2 separate regions of the Homo sapiens genome follow, and region 2 is linked to region 1. The links are chromatin contacts, found by Hi-C or POLR2A ChIA-PET in ENCODE. All regions are on one chromosome and are shown on one strand. Each heading gives the region's core, a stretch centred on a gene start or an enhancer-like site at or near the end of the contact. The rest is flanking DNA. Distances are from core to core; before and after follow the strand shown. Region 1 has its middle 36 kb from the start of LINC02639. Region 2 holds the start of MIR6078 (microRNA 6078).

Region 1 (7,485 bases), core at 1,518-4,017:
TTGGAGACCAAATAGAAGCAGTTCCTCAACACTTGTTTCAGGTTGTCAGAGAACTCGACCAGCAGCAAAGACAGCAAGTATTCCAGACCACCATGCAAATAATGTTCTGAAAAGAAGTCGTATTAGTCTGGTTCAAGAACAGTTTTAGCTGGTTATAGCTAACTGCCACTTCACACTTGGTGATCACTGCATAGACATATCTGAAAGGTGGAAGCACTGCTGTAGTAGCCCTTAAATACAGTTATTTTATGGGTTTTGTTGTTTTTGTTTTTGAGACAGGGTCTCACTTTGTCTCCCAGGCTGGATTGCAGCTGTGTGATCTGGGCTCACTGCAGCCTCCACCTCCCCAGCTCAAGTGATCCTCCTGCCTTAGTCCCAAGCAGCTGGGATTACAGGCTCGTGCCGCCACACCTGGCTAATTTTTGTGTTTTTTACAGAGATATGGTTTTGCCATGTTGCCCAGGCTAGTTTTGAACTCCTGAGCTCAAGTGATCCACCCGCCTCAGCCTCCTAAAGTCCTAGGATTGCAGGCATGAGCTATCACGCCAGGCCGTTTTATGTTTTATTTTTGTAAAATATTCTTGTTGTAAATTGGTGACATAATTAGTCTTAGTCCATCTAAATGCTAAGTGTCAGTTTCAACTCTAATCTAAATGATGGTCTGCAGCAGAGGTTTCCAAATATTTTGAGGATACACACCTCATCAGTAAAAAGGTTTTGATCATGAACATATAAAGACATTAACATTTGCTGATGTGTAAGACCAGCCCCTTCCTGCTGGGTGGCTTCCATGAGCAATTAGACAGTGATAGGAACAAACAATATAGAGACAGGTAAGTCTTCTGTTATATTTTGAGCATTATAAAGGATACACAGAAACATACACGTAATAAATGAATCAGATAAAAATAAATGTGCATAGAAGCTCTAATGTTCTTTTACTTGTATTGCAATATATCATTCTGTACAGAACCTTGGGTGTGTGCACCTCACCTGTGGGACCCCTGAGCCCATCTGTGAGACCTGAGGTGCTGTCACAAGTGCTCAGGGAAGGAGTGAAGTTGTTTTTCCACTGTGATGACTCTGGCTACATGAGAACGTTTTCTTTATGACTGAAGTAGAGTCACATTGGATAGCAGTAACTTTGATATCTTCATCAGAATGAGTCATTTTAATGTGTATTGCCTTGTAATCATAAAAGTTGAAGTATTACTTTTTTTTTTTAACTAGAGCACAGTTACAAGTAGATGTTTGCCATCATCATAACAAGAGGAAGTCATGGATTTTATTTTAAGGCACATAAACTGAGATCATGGGCACATGATCAAGTATCAATCTTCTATGTTGGGAGAAGACAGGGCCTAAGGTTTATGCATTACATAACATGTGCCAGGCACAATTCTAGATGGTTTGGATATGTTAAAAGAAATCATGGCTCTAAATTCCGGTACACAATGTTTAGTAGATAATAAATGCTATTATGTTTCTGATTTCATCATCAAAATTATCCAGACAGCTAGGTATGACTACACTAGTCATCCAAAATCACCTGAAAATCAGAGAGCTTCAGTGACTTTGGGTGTGGTCACTTCTTAGTAAGAGGCAGAATAGACACTTCTGATTCCATCGCTCATGTTCAGGGTTTTAATTTTTTTTCTTTTTTTGCTCCTTTCACTGTATAATTGCTCATGTGAGATGTTCCAGAGTGAATAGGCTGCCCTTTGGATATTGTCACATATAAAGACAATAAGAGTAAATAGTTGCTTATTTGAAGACATCCATAGAATGGCTCATGTGTCTTGTTTTTTGCTTTTGTTTGTTTATTTGTTTGTAGACACAGAGTCTCACTGTCACCCAGGCTGGAATGCAGTGGTGCGATCATGATTCACTGCAGTCTTGAACACCTGGGCCCAAGCTATCATCTCGCCTCAGCCACTTGAGTAGCTGGGACTACAGGTGCACACACGCCACTGAGCCTAGCTAATTTTCAACTTTTTTTTTTTTTTTTTCAGACAGAGTCTAAATCTGTCGTCCAGGCTGGAGTGCAAAGGCACACTCAGCTCAGTGCAACATCCGCCTACTCGTTTCAAATGATTATCTTTCCTCAGCCTCCTGAGTAGCTGGGATTACAGGCACCCACCATCACACCTGGCTAATTTTTGTATTTTTAGTAGAGATGGGGTTTCACCGTGTTGGCCAGGCTGCTCTTGAACTCCTGACCTCAAATGATTCGGCCCACCTTGGCCTCCAAAAGTGCTGGGATTACAGGTGTGAGACACCACGCCTGGTCAATTTTAAACTTTTTTGTAGAGACAGGGTCTTGCTCTGTTGCCCAGGCTGGTCTCAAACTTCTGGCTTCAAGGGATCCCTCCACCTTAGCCTCCCATTCTGCCACATTCTATTTCTGTAGAAGCAAGTTACAAAGTCCAGCTGACACGCAGAGGAGCAGAATTGAACCTCACCTTTTCAAAGAAGGATTGTCAAAGGATTTGTAGATATATTTTCAAGACACCACACAATGCATTTGATGAGATTCTGATTATAGACCCTTTGGCATATTTTATGTGGACTGTAAGGAACTGGGAAGGATCTAATATTTTACCCTATTTGTAAGGTTTCAAGTTAGCCTGTCCTAGTTTTGTGAATGCTGACAGAAGATATGAGTACTCTGGGTCAAAGACCAAAAGGACTTTATGACTCAAGCAATAGCAGTAGGCAGAGTATCAGCAATTTTGGTTCTCCTACTCCCCACCCCCAGAGGGTGACTGAAGGAGGGTCAGGTGACATTTGCACATGCAGTGGATTGCATTTCAGGAGGTGAACCTAAACTTGGAGGATGGGAAGCTGCCTTTCACAAGAAGCAGTAGGCATACCTGCCCTTTGCTTTGAAGGACACACAGTCTCTGTCTTCCAAAGCTGTTCACTATTTAACTATCTTTCACAAGATACTCCAGGACAAAGACTCTCACGGCCTCTACTCAGAAGATGTGCAGACATGTGAGGGTCATGGAGAATTCTCTTCCGAGTTTATGATAAAGGTGGTTGCATTAGTCAGGGTTCCCAGAGAAACAAACCAATAGGAGATAGATAGGTGGATATTTTAAGGAATTTGCTCATGGGACAGTGGAGGCTTGGTGAGTCCAAAATCTGATGGGGGTGGTAAGCAGTCTGGAGACTCAGGAAAAAGCTGCAGTTTGAGTCTGAAGACAGTTTCGTGCAGAGCCAGAAAGGGCTGATGTTGCAGATGAAGTCTGAAGGCTGTTTGCTGCTGAATTCTCTCTCGCTTGCAGGGAGGTCAGCTTTTTGTGCTCTTCAGGCCTTCGGCAGATCGGATGGGGCTCACCCATATCAGGGAAATCTCACCCAAAAATATCCTCACAGAAATATCCAGAATAAAGATTGACCACATATCTGGGCACCATGGCCCAACCAAGCTGACACATAAAATTAACCGTCACACTAGTGGTATGATTGCTTTATTTAGTTGCAAGAGTTGAAAATAAAAAAAAAAATTAAAAAGGCATTTGGCTGAGGGGCACGGAAGGGCAGCCTATATTTATTGTGAAGTAATGTGTTCAACTGTGAGGGTTCATGTCTGAAGATAGTTCTAAATAAAAAAAGATGATTTTTCTTAATTCCCATTGCCCCATTTCAGATTCCCATTTGATAATTTAAACAAATGCATACTAGCAGCCAGATGCGGTGGCTCGTGCCTGTAATCCCAGCACTTTGGGAAGCTGAGGCAGGTGGATCATCTGAGATCAGGAGTTTGAAAGCAGCCTGGCCAACACGGTAAAACCCCATCTCTAGTAAAAATACAAAAATTAGCCAGGCATAATGGCAGGCACCTGTGATCCCAGCTACTTGGAAGGCTGAGACAGGAGAATCACTTGAACCTGGGAGACGGAGTTTGCGGTGAGCTGAGATTGCACCACTGCACTCCGGCCTGGGTGACAGAGTGAGACTCCATCTCAAAAAAAAAAGAAAACAAAAATGCATACTGGCATGGTCCACCCTAGTCAAACAGATTCAAAGAACTACAGACTTGGAGGAGACCCCAGAGATAATATAATTCATCAACATCATGCTACAACTTTCTGAATATCATGCAAATAGTTACCTGTAGAGCTGGGACTTAAAACCCAGGGCTCATACTCTACTCTGTCCAAGAGCATTAGAACTGTGGCTCACGGAACCCTGGGTTCAACAGAGGTTCCTTGGGAGCCTCCAGGAGGATGGGCATGGGCAGGGCCCCAAATTGGTATTCACTAGAGGGGCTTCATTTCAGTGTGAATTTTATATTGGAATACTGTGTAAGGTCCCATTTGAAAAGGGCTTATTTTGCCAAAGCAAGCTTGCAAATGACTCTCGTTTGCGATGGATATTTTTGTTGCTAGTGTTGGAAGTTAATACGTTCAAATTACATTTGAGAACCGAAGTTCAAAAAATAACCTTCCTTTAGAATTTTTTTGAATTTTAATAATTTGATCCAATTTGAGTTTATAAACTCAAGGAAAATATTAACTCATCAATTTAGTAGTGTGTAAATTATTCTATTCCATATTTATTTTATTCTTAAAAATCATGACCATAAATTTAATAGGATAATTCAAACTTTTTTTTAGTAAAAAGCAGTATATATTCATGAAGGAATATTTGAAAATACAGAATAACAGAAAAAAATGTAAAATATACCTACTACCTAAACATACCTTTATCAGTATTTTTATGTATCACCTTTCAGCATTTTTTTTCTAGGCAGATGTCTCTTTCTCTACGTAGTTGTCAATAAACTGTGTACTTATGCACAATTTCATGTGACCATTTGTGCTTATCATATACTCAAGGCCTTCTCTATGTCATGGAACGACCTTGGAAATATAATATTGAATGACTATGTAAGCTTCCACAAAGTGGTTATACCAGTTTTTAACTAACAACCTCTTTTCTGTTTTTGATTTTATTTTACTGCTAAAAATTCAAGCTGGAATAGTACTGCTGGGAACCAAGTTGTTTCCCCAACGCCTGCCAAAGTCCTCTATTGAATCCCTAACCCCTGGTGCTGTTGTATTTGGGGTAAGAAAGTAATTAAGGTAGAATGAGGTCATAATGGCAGGGCCCTGATGCAATAGGATTAGTGTTCTTATAAGAAGAGACTCCAGAGAGTGAACTTCCCTCCGCTCCTCTCTCTCTCTCTGTCTCCCACCAAACCCACCTGTCATACAGCAGCAAGAAGGCTGCGTCTACCAGCCAGGAAGAGAACCCTTGCCAGAAAGTGAACGGTTGGCACCTTGAGCTTGGACTAGCCACCTCCAGACTGTACCATGGACTTTGCTATTGTTAGTGCAGAGCTACCAGCTCTGCATGTGACTATCTGAATGATGTACAGTCTGTAGTATTTGCCATGGTAGTCCGAGCCACCTAAGACAATCTCACTGTGCATAAAGATCTTCTCCTTCGTCCCCCATTCCTCTCTCTCCTCTGATCACACGTGTGCTTCCTTGTCCCCACAGGCTTCACTTAAAAACCCAAGTTCCATGAGAAAATAATTTGGGAATTCAATACGGAGATGGCAAAGCATAAAGTCCAGCATGGGGACCCCTGAGCGTGGGCTCCTGCGACCTCAGAGGCCACTCCCCTGGGAAGCCACCCCGGTTCTGGACGGCTTCTGGGTTCCTTTCTGAGCCGAGCACCGTAGCCTTGCTCAGCCTTGGCGCCTGCCAACAAGTGCTCTGAGCAACTGATAGATGTTCAATAAATGTCCCCTGCGGTTAAATGTGCCTTGATATGTCATTGAGAGACCCTTAGCTCTACGTTGAAGGGAGTCCAAAAGTCCTCTGGTTAGGAATGCTTTCTTAGTGGTTCTTTTATCATTGACTATTTATTGAAAAGTAACCAGAGAATTGCAGAAATAGAAAGCTGAAAGGGATTTCCTCCCCAGAAGTTTTCAAGGTTGTTCTTGACTGTTGTAAACAAGGAAGCCAATACTTTAAAGAAGGCATTTGAAGAAGTTTAGGTGAGGTGAGCAGAGCTGTTCTCATGAGGGAAAGAGGCAGCCTCTCTGGAGCCACTCCCCAGAGGTCCCCCACGCCTGAAAAGGAATTTGAAGACTAAGGATCTAGTCTAAACTCCTCATTCGAAATGCTTATTTATTACCCTCTTAGGGGATCTTAAAAAATGACAGAATTCCAAATTTAAACAGAAAAAAGCACTATTCTAGAGTTTTTAAAACGCCAGGATACATAGTCCTATACTAACATGAAATATTTACTTACCAAAATCTTTTAAGAATCTGGGAACCAACAGTTTAGGAGAAGCATGGCTCTCGGCTCGGCTACAAAAGGACTGCTCTGTCCATCTCTGTGTGACTTGATTGATGGCCGGAGACATGAGAGAGGAGGAGGAGGGGGTGGCTCTGGAGAGCGCAGGTGAGGTCGGCCTTGCGCCTCTCTCCTGTGCTGCGGGCCCCAATCTGCATCCCTCCCTTCCTCTGAGTTGCTTTACTTGGTGTACAACCGTCACCTTTTCTTGCCTTTTCAAATGAGATGAGATCAGTTTCCACATAACTGAGCCAGCTCATGTAATTATTGCCAGGCACTTGACATTATATTGCATTCTGTTGTCTTTTTGTGTGTTCGTTTGTTTTATCATATTCGATTCCTTTAATAGCTTCATCCCTTCATCCCACACATGGCTCTCTCCTAGGTGCACAGCGGTCTCCTCAATATCAGGAGATGCAAAGGGAAGACATAGTTGTTTCCTTCCAGCAGGACACAATGAAGCCAGAAGATTGAAATTACAACTCAATAAATGTTTGTGTGTCTTTTAATAATGATTTCAAAGGGTTGCAATGTTGAAAACAACAAAACAAACAAACAAACAAAAACAACTAACCTCCTTTTAATAGCCCATTTAAAATTGTTTGGTAAATATTATGGATGGATCTTTTAAAAAAATTACTTTATAACTTCAAAACATAAGTGAGTTAAACATATGCTTTCTGAAATTTTTTTCATGTTAACATTTTTAGAAAAGGTAAGTTGGCCTTTAAAATGCTATCATAGTGAAGTTGCGTCATTTGAAACAATGTTCAATAAATGTTTTTGTTAATTATAAATAGGTTATGATTTGGACAGTTAAGAAGAAGACAGAAACTAACAGAAGATAGTAGAAGACACAATGGAGATTTTGAAAACTTAGCTTAAAAGTTTTATCATGAGATTAATAAAATATGTCACAATGCTTTTTTTCTTACAAGAAAATATACAATTTTTCTCCCCGCAGGTCCTCATTCTTTATTCTTTTTCTTAGAATTCATATGCTAAGTTTACTAGGTTCCTCTTTTCAGTATCTTTATTTACAACACTGTCACTGTTTCCATAGATACACTGAAGGTCGGTTTCCATAGCAACACTCTTGGTCTCCTAAACAAATAGTATCATAGTGTGAATCTTGTTTCAGTGTTATTGCACCATGTTATTAGAT
Region 2 (7,485 bases), core at 3,518-6,017, 130 kb after region 1:
GGAGCTGAAGTGCTGAGTATGGCAACATTTCAAAGTGCAGCAGGGTCTGGCAGGTTGTGCAACTGTCAAGCCGCATGCACAGGTACCTAGTTTTGTTTTATGTTTAAAATCATAGCTTTTCATTGGTAAGGCTTCAATGCAATCTTTCCGAGTGCTACACAAAGATTTGTATACTTGTTAAAAATAGCAAGTTCAAGTGATTTATAAATTGTCCATTTATGACGTTGTGTGGTGTTGACCTAAAAGCATGGGTTTGTGTTTCTTACTCTACTGGGGACATCAGGGCCCCCCAGTTTTCACCAACACATCAGTCAATGTGTATTGATTACCATTCCATGTCAAACTCTATGTCAAATTAAAGAACTAGCAAACACCCTCACTGCTCTCAATGGGTGAATAATGCAATTTCTGAGACAAGACAGACACACAAAACTCTCAGTAGCACTCTAAACTATGAGTCTTTTCCTGGGAGTTCAATGAGTGCTTTGAATGCAGAGGAGAAAGAGCCACCGCCTGAGCTAGCTGTGGACAGAGGCAAAACTCTAACTTCAGCTGGTTTTGAGTGAGAAGTGGGTCTCTGTTAAAATGCTAGTCATGTAAAAGCATAGTTGCCATCTTGTCATGTTTTGTTTTAAAATGTCAGTTTATAGCCACTAAAATTTGAATCTATCAATCTGTTAAATGATGCAAAATTTCTATGATAAATTACAACCATCAACCACTATAGAGCATTTATGGACTAAACTGGATTAATTTATCTTCTACTATAGGCGCCGCACACCATCCTCAGTAAAGCTTCAGTCAATCGCTGTAAGTGACCAGGAGCCCTGATGGGAGTCACGTTCAGGTTAAGATCAAACAGAACGGCAGTGAGTGGAAGCATCATGGGAGACGATAACATCTCAGAGGTGTTGGGAGGAGGAGAAGGTCAAGCCAGGCAGTGGTGGGCCACGTCAGCATGGCCAGGCACACAGCTTCCCTTCCTCAGAAAGACACTCAGAAATACTGGGGAAGGAGCCATCTTTTCCTTTTTTTGTAATTAGGCAAAAATAGCTACAGGGAGAAATAGCTCTCATCCAAGTCAATCTCCAAGTGACTCGTTGATGACACCTGTGATACATTCCATGAAGAATCCCTGATGGTCAGGTAGCACAGGCTGGAAGGTCTGCACCTCTTCAGGGAGGTGGAGGAGCTGGTTCCGTGAAGAGCTGACGTGCAGGTTGAGAACTGAAGGACAGGTAGGAATTAGCTCAGAAAAGCAACAGCAGAATCCAGTGTGTGCAGCACAGTTGAAAGGGAAGGTGCGTGACACACGAAGGGAGTTAAAACAAAAAGATGAAAAACCAGGCCAAGGTGGTCGAACCAGGAAAAAAAAAAGAAGAAATTGCCACGTGCAGAGGCTTGACAGGGTGGAGCGAGTCCGGGGGACTCTGTGTGGACCTAGAGTGTGTGTGCATCTGGCTGCTCAGGCAGGGGATAGGAGGCAAAGGCCAGGAGTCAGAAACAAAGACAAGACAAAAAAACAACAGCTATGAAGCAAAACAGAACAAAAGTGGGACTTCTCTGTCATCAAATTTCTGTCAATTTTGATATCATCCCAGTGACCATCGGTCTCTGAGCCTCTGCTTCCTTCTTACTTGACATCCCAGTAAGATGGCTGGTGGGAAAATTCACTCATTAACTCAGTTAAAGTGAAGGACAGATATCTGTGTTTTAAAATTCCTCCACATTGGCTGGCTGGCTCTTTCTCCAGACCTTTCTGTCCCCTCCTCCCCACTCCCCTCCTCTCCTCGTCACTCCTCTCCTCCTCTCCTTTTCCCTTCCCTCCACCTTCTCCCCTCCCCTCCCCTTCCCTCATCTTCTCTCACCTCCCTTTCAAAGCTGCCCCAACTGCAAATGAATAAATCAACAACCAGCCCACCACACTCCCACACAGAACTCCTCCATCCCTCCTCCTTGTTCCACAGAGACCTGTCTCTCAGCCTGCACCCCAGGGGGACTCTTCCTTGCCTTAAGAACCTGGTGAGAAAATTCATCACTCAATACTTTACCAAAGGAAACCGAGGAAGGCTTTAGCAGGCAGGTGCAGAGGCAGCCTGGGAAACACAGGTCAGAGCCAAGGGTGGCCTGAGGTCTCTGCAGTCGGCAGGAAGGTGCAGGACGGTCACTGGCTGCCACCGGAACGCAGGCGGCCAGCAAAGGCCTCACAGGCACGGCAACACCTCTGACCCTGTTTTCTCTGCCCGGGAGTCTGTTTTTTCATCTTTTGTTTATGTGCCTGCAGCCTTTGTGTGCTTGTAGCCTCGGCAGTGTGATCAGGTTGACCTTAGAAAGAAAAATGAAAACATTCCTGGAATAAGCCGGCCAGTTACGAGGCCAACTTTCTAGCAGGGCTAAAAGTGTGCCCCAGGGCCTCTCTACCCAACCGCAGACGGCTAGTTGGATGCGTGTTCTGAGAGTCGTGGTCCTGATGGATGAGTACATCAGGTTTCTTTCTCCTGTGGGATGAGTGTTCCCAGGTCCAGGCAGTGCGGACGCATCAGACGCTGTGCGGCATTTTTACCGGAGCAGAGCGCAGGTGGCCTGCACTATGCGTTTGCTGGGGAAGGCCTGGAATCCCAGGCCAGTGTCTCAGCCACTCCCTTCATTGCCAGGAGTTGTTCTAAGCAAATCACGACTTCTATGTTTACGCCACTGAGGGAGCAGTAGAAGACAGAATGCTCGAACACGGTTCCACTTTGGAACCCGCCTCCCCTGCCATGTCGGGGATGTATTGGAAATTCATCACACAATGAAAGAACAGCGATGTGACTGCAGTGCGACACCTGCCTCTCAGGACACGGCAGACGGCGAGGTCAGCCCTGCCCAAGCTGTTTGGAATTCATTCCGCTCTGAGCTTCCTCAACTTTCACCCTGTTCTCACCTCCAGCGAAGCTGCCATTAGCTTTCCTTCTTCCCAAGCATGTTCTGTCCCTTTCTCTGGGGTTGGGAAGTAATCAGGTATTTTGGGCTTGTAAAATCTCCTGCTGGGTTGTCAGCATAGGAGCCAGAAAAATAAAAGAACATGCCGAGCAATGTGAAGAAAAAGACAAGATTTAATTACCCCTTCTGCTTGCTTATTTCAGAAGGTATTGGAAGCTAGTACCTCTGTGCATAATACGAAGCCAATTTAGTATCGTAACGTCTGCTTAAGCAAATTACAATAAGTGAAGAATATATGGCAATCAGGAATAAAATGTTCCTGGGGGCTGTCTTTGATGGACGTTTTAGAAGAATGCCACTAAAACCAAAATATATCTGAAGCCTGGTTGGCAGGCATCACGAATAATGTGGTTTGCTGGTCAGGTAAGTTCATAAATCTCCATAACCAAGATGCTCTATCCTTCCCCTTAAATTATCCCACCATAGCTATAAATCAGTAGCAACTATTGACCTGAATCAGGGAAGCACAGTTTGCAGAACCTACTTCGTTGCCAATCAAGGATGGCTGAGTCACCTTCCACACAGGGCAACAGCTTTGGGGAGCTCTTGTCTTGGACAGATCCCCATTCCTTTGGAGATGCTGTTGGTCCAGACCAGAGAAAAGTGGGTGTTTATGTAGTGTTGAAGAACACAGTAATAATTACCCTTTATTTCCTCCACACCAAGAATTCAAAAATATCTTAAATCATTTTCACTCGACATCCTCCCTGCCCCTGAACACAAAACAAAACTCTTCTAACAAAACGTAGCACTGTTTCAATGGCTAGTGTTATGGTTTGCTTCTGTGGCCCCACCCAAATTTTGTCTCAAATTGTAATCTCCACGTGTTAAAGGAGGTACCTGTAATCCTTACCTGTAGAAGGAAGGAGGTGATTGGCGGTTCCCCCATGCAGTTCTCATGATAGTGAGTGAGTTCTCATGAGATCCCTGATGGTTTTAGAAGTGTTGCAGAGTTCTTCCTTTACACACACTCTCTCTCACCATGTAAGATGCAACTGCTTCCCCTTCCACCATAATTATAAGTTTCCTGAGGCCTCTCCAGTCACGCAGAACTGCAAGTCAATTAAACATCTTTCCTTTACAAATGACCCAGTCTCGGGTATTTCTTTATAGCAGTGTGAAAACGGACTAATGCACTAGCATGAGAATAAGGACCGAGGCATATCCATTACACCGTCTAAAGGTAAAGTTTCCCCCAGAACTGTGTTCAGAACATTGCTTTTTTTGTTTCCTTTATTCCTGGTTGTTTTCTCTTTGGTCTCTAGACCCTGTAATATTTCACTGTGACTTCTATCAGTGCATTTGCAATGAAATTTTATTACAACCAAAGCATAATGTCTCCCGCCATTTGCTTCAGGAGAATTCGATTAATCATTTATTCTAAAACTGAAACTGAACATGAAACAGTGAGGATGTAGGGAAGGGATTTAGAATGAGAAGTGGCCATCGTTAAGGCCTGTGGCAGAATTGCTTCATGAAGTACACAGAATGTTTTTATTTGTATTTTTTTTTTTGTTACTTTAAGTTCTGGGATACATGTGCAGAAAGTGCAGGTTTGTTACATAGGTAAACATGTGCCATGGTGGTTTGCTTCACCTATCAACCCATCATCTAGGTTTTAAGCCCCACATGCATTAGGTATTTGTCCTAATGCTCTCCCTCCCTTTACCCCCCAGCCCCTGACAGGTCCCGGTGTATGATGTTCCCCTCCCTGTGTCCATGTGTTCTCATTGTTCAACTCCCACTTATGAGTAATAACATGCGGTATTTGGTTTTCTGTTCCTGTATTAGTTTGCTGAGGAGGATGGTTTCCAGCTTTATCCATGTCCCTGCAAAGGAAGTGAACTCATCACAGAATGTTTCTTAAAGAGCAGACTTAGAAATCAGAGAATTAGAGGAATTTAGGAGTGGGAAGGAAAAGGAATTCTCCCTAGGTACCAAATGAGAAGGGCAGAGCACGCTGGACCTGGAGCCATATTTCCCACAGTGCTAAATCCTGGATTGGGCAAAAGCAGTGGAGGAGACCTCAGGCAGAAGGTTGAAGAATGACTTAATTATAGTAAGCGGTCAGCTATAATTTGGGGACAGAACAAATGAAAACAGGTTGAAGACAGAGCCTGAAGGTTTCAGGTTAGAGATGTGTTTCAAGGCAATGTGTGGGTCGTTAGGGAGGTTGTAGAATCACATCTGACTCAATCTCTATTGGCTTCCCCCGTTTTCTGAACTGCTGTAGCACTTTCTATATGTATTGCTCTTTTTAATCATATATTCAATTTTGTCTGGCACTTAAATATTTTCGGTATGTGTTTCTCCTACTGTCATATAAAATTGGCTTGTGGCCTGGAAGAGTTATGTAATTTTTTGGACAGAGCTCAGTACCCAGTCATCCATTCCATCCTTGCTAAACCTCTGCGAAGTAAGCAGAACAGGTATTTTTATTTCCAATTTTTGGATAAAAATATATATACTGAATTGAGCCAAGTGGCCAGTAAAGAGAGAGGAGGACTTGACCAGGTCCTGGTTGCCCTAAAAAAATGCTGCATCTTCTAGTCCATGCTGCTGATCTCTTGACAAGCTTGGAGTAAATGCTTGCTGGGAATAGAATGGATCAATGCAAAAAAATTCCTACATAATACAGATTTGATGAGTGAAGACAAATTAGTTTTTTTGCTAACCCTATCGGTCTTTTAATATTTCATTTGAGATCTGAGATTTAAATATGTAATTTTTAAAATCATGCCTATTTTCTTGAGGACATCTGCCAACATTTCCTCAATTTGTAGCTCCCTTTAAAGTTCTGAAGATGGTAATTAAATATATATAATACAGAGAATAAAAATAAGAACCTAATCTGGCCCTATGAAATTAGAACTGGAAATGTTTTGTCGAGTTGATATAGCTGCCAATGAGTTATTGCTCCCTGTGGAATTTTTTAAAATTCTTTTTTAAAAATTTTAAAGTGCAATTTTAAATACCTTAGTAAATTTGCTTGTACCTCTTCCCCAGAGAGATTATAATTTAATGTAACGGCATCCACTCTCGTGACATTCTTGGGCAAAGAATATGAACGTTCTTTTTAAATATAATTGCTGTACTTTTAGGTATGAACTTTAATTCACACATTTCTTTCCCTCTAGGTTTTTTTTTTTTTATTTCAGATCCACTGCACAGTCATTTCTTCAATAACATGTACTTTTGTCATTGTCACTTTCTATTTCTTTTCTCTTAATCACTTTCGATCTTCCTTTCTTGATTCTCATCTCTGTTGTCTACCTGCTGTTGGCATCTAGACACTTCATACTGAATTCAGATTTTTCTGGCAGGTTATTCTGAGAGCTTTGCTATTTCCATAGAAACCCAACTTCAAACCAAACGTGGCTCCCAATTTTTTAATTGTTATATCCTATGAAAATCTGTTCTAATTATATTTTCATTGGCGTTCCAATTAACAACAAATATACCTGGATCAACCACATTATTCCAAGGTGAAACTACATGTTGCTGATGGCAGAGAAAAGATAAAATAAAAGGCTCCAGTTATAAGGAAAAAAGAAGACATATGCAGAAATAATTTCTGAATTTCAAATGGTGTATTTTTTTTTTTTTTTTGAGACAGAGTCTCCCTTTTTTGCCCAGGCAGCAGTGCAGTGGTGCGATCTTGGCTCACAGCAACTTCCACCTCCCAGATTCAAGCAATTCTTCTACCTCAGCCTCCTGAGCAGCTGGGACAACGGGCATGCGTCACTACGCCCGGCTAATTTTTGTATTTTTTGTAGAGACAGGTTCTTGCCATGTTGACCAGGCTGGTCTCGAACTCCTGACCTCAAGCCATCTGCCCACCTGGACCTCCCAAAGTGCTGGGATTACAAACGTGAGCCACCGCACCCAGCCAAATGGTGTAATCTTTTAAGCAATATTACATACAAGCCAGTGTCAGTGTAATAGTAGAATTATGATGTGTAGTCCAGGGAAATGGGGCTTAACCTGACTTCAATGCTATTTCATTATTATTTCTAGGCATAATTTGAAGACAATGAAGTTTGTCACCCTGTGGTTTGATTCCATTTTCACAGGCTTTCTTTTTCCATCTCATTCTGCAAACTCCTTCATATGTCCTTTGTTCTCACCCTGAAACCTGCTTTTGACAGGATATCTGTGAAGAGGACCCAGCTAATGAAACCTCTCTAATTTGTGTGCGGTCAGTGATAGTGTGCTGTCTCATTCTTCTCAGGGTCGTGAAACAGCAACATGCTTGGAGGCTTATTATAGGAAGAGTACAAATGAAAACAGATTAAAAATGTAGAAGGAAATATTTAGGTTATAGACAAAGTGCACTTCAAGGCAACAAATTTGGGTAATAATATGGATATTACCCTAGTGGATATTTAAAGCTGAAGCTGCAGATCTCACCGAAGCATCCCTCAGACATGGTGGTCATGGTGTCTATTCTCAGTGGCCATTAATTTACATTACATAGCCATCTGCCTGAAGATTTTCTGTGAT

The links. Hi-C counts contacts between places; a loop is a spot of excess contacts on that map. ChIA-PET counts read pairs that join two places held with the same protein, here RNA polymerase II (POLR2A). Pooled maps may share reads with other maps.
Region 2: POLR2A ChIA-PET joins it to region 1 with 13 read pairs in activated CD4-positive, alpha-beta T cell. The contact joins two enhancer-like sites. A Hi-C loop is called at or near these places in 2 of 37 single-sample maps with no recorded cell type and 4 of 50 pooled maps. POLR2A ChIA-PET finds 5 or more read pairs at or near these places in 4 of 52 experiments (AG04450, GM12878, activated CD4-positive, alpha-beta T cell and 1 more).

What each region holds. Positions count from the first base shown.
Region 1 is chr10:3,866,513-3,873,997 of GRCh38, forward strand. No RefSeq gene overlaps it. Among named protein-coding and RNA genes, the nearest start is that of LINC02639, 36 kb to the left of the region's middle. RefSeq lists an enhancer at 3,191-3,690. Within about 2 kb of position 2,768, at least 4 of the 41 ENCODE cell types and tissues checked have a DNase peak (open chromatin) inside an H3K27ac peak, as active enhancers do.
Region 2 is chr10:3,990,669-3,998,153 of GRCh38, forward strand. It overlaps MIR6078 (microRNA 6078), which reads left to right and starts at 492; the gene lies at 492-591. RefSeq lists enhancers at 1,862-2,362, 2,363-2,863. Within about 2 kb of position 4,768, at least 2 of the 41 ENCODE cell types and tissues checked have a DNase peak (open chromatin) inside an H3K27ac peak, as active enhancers do.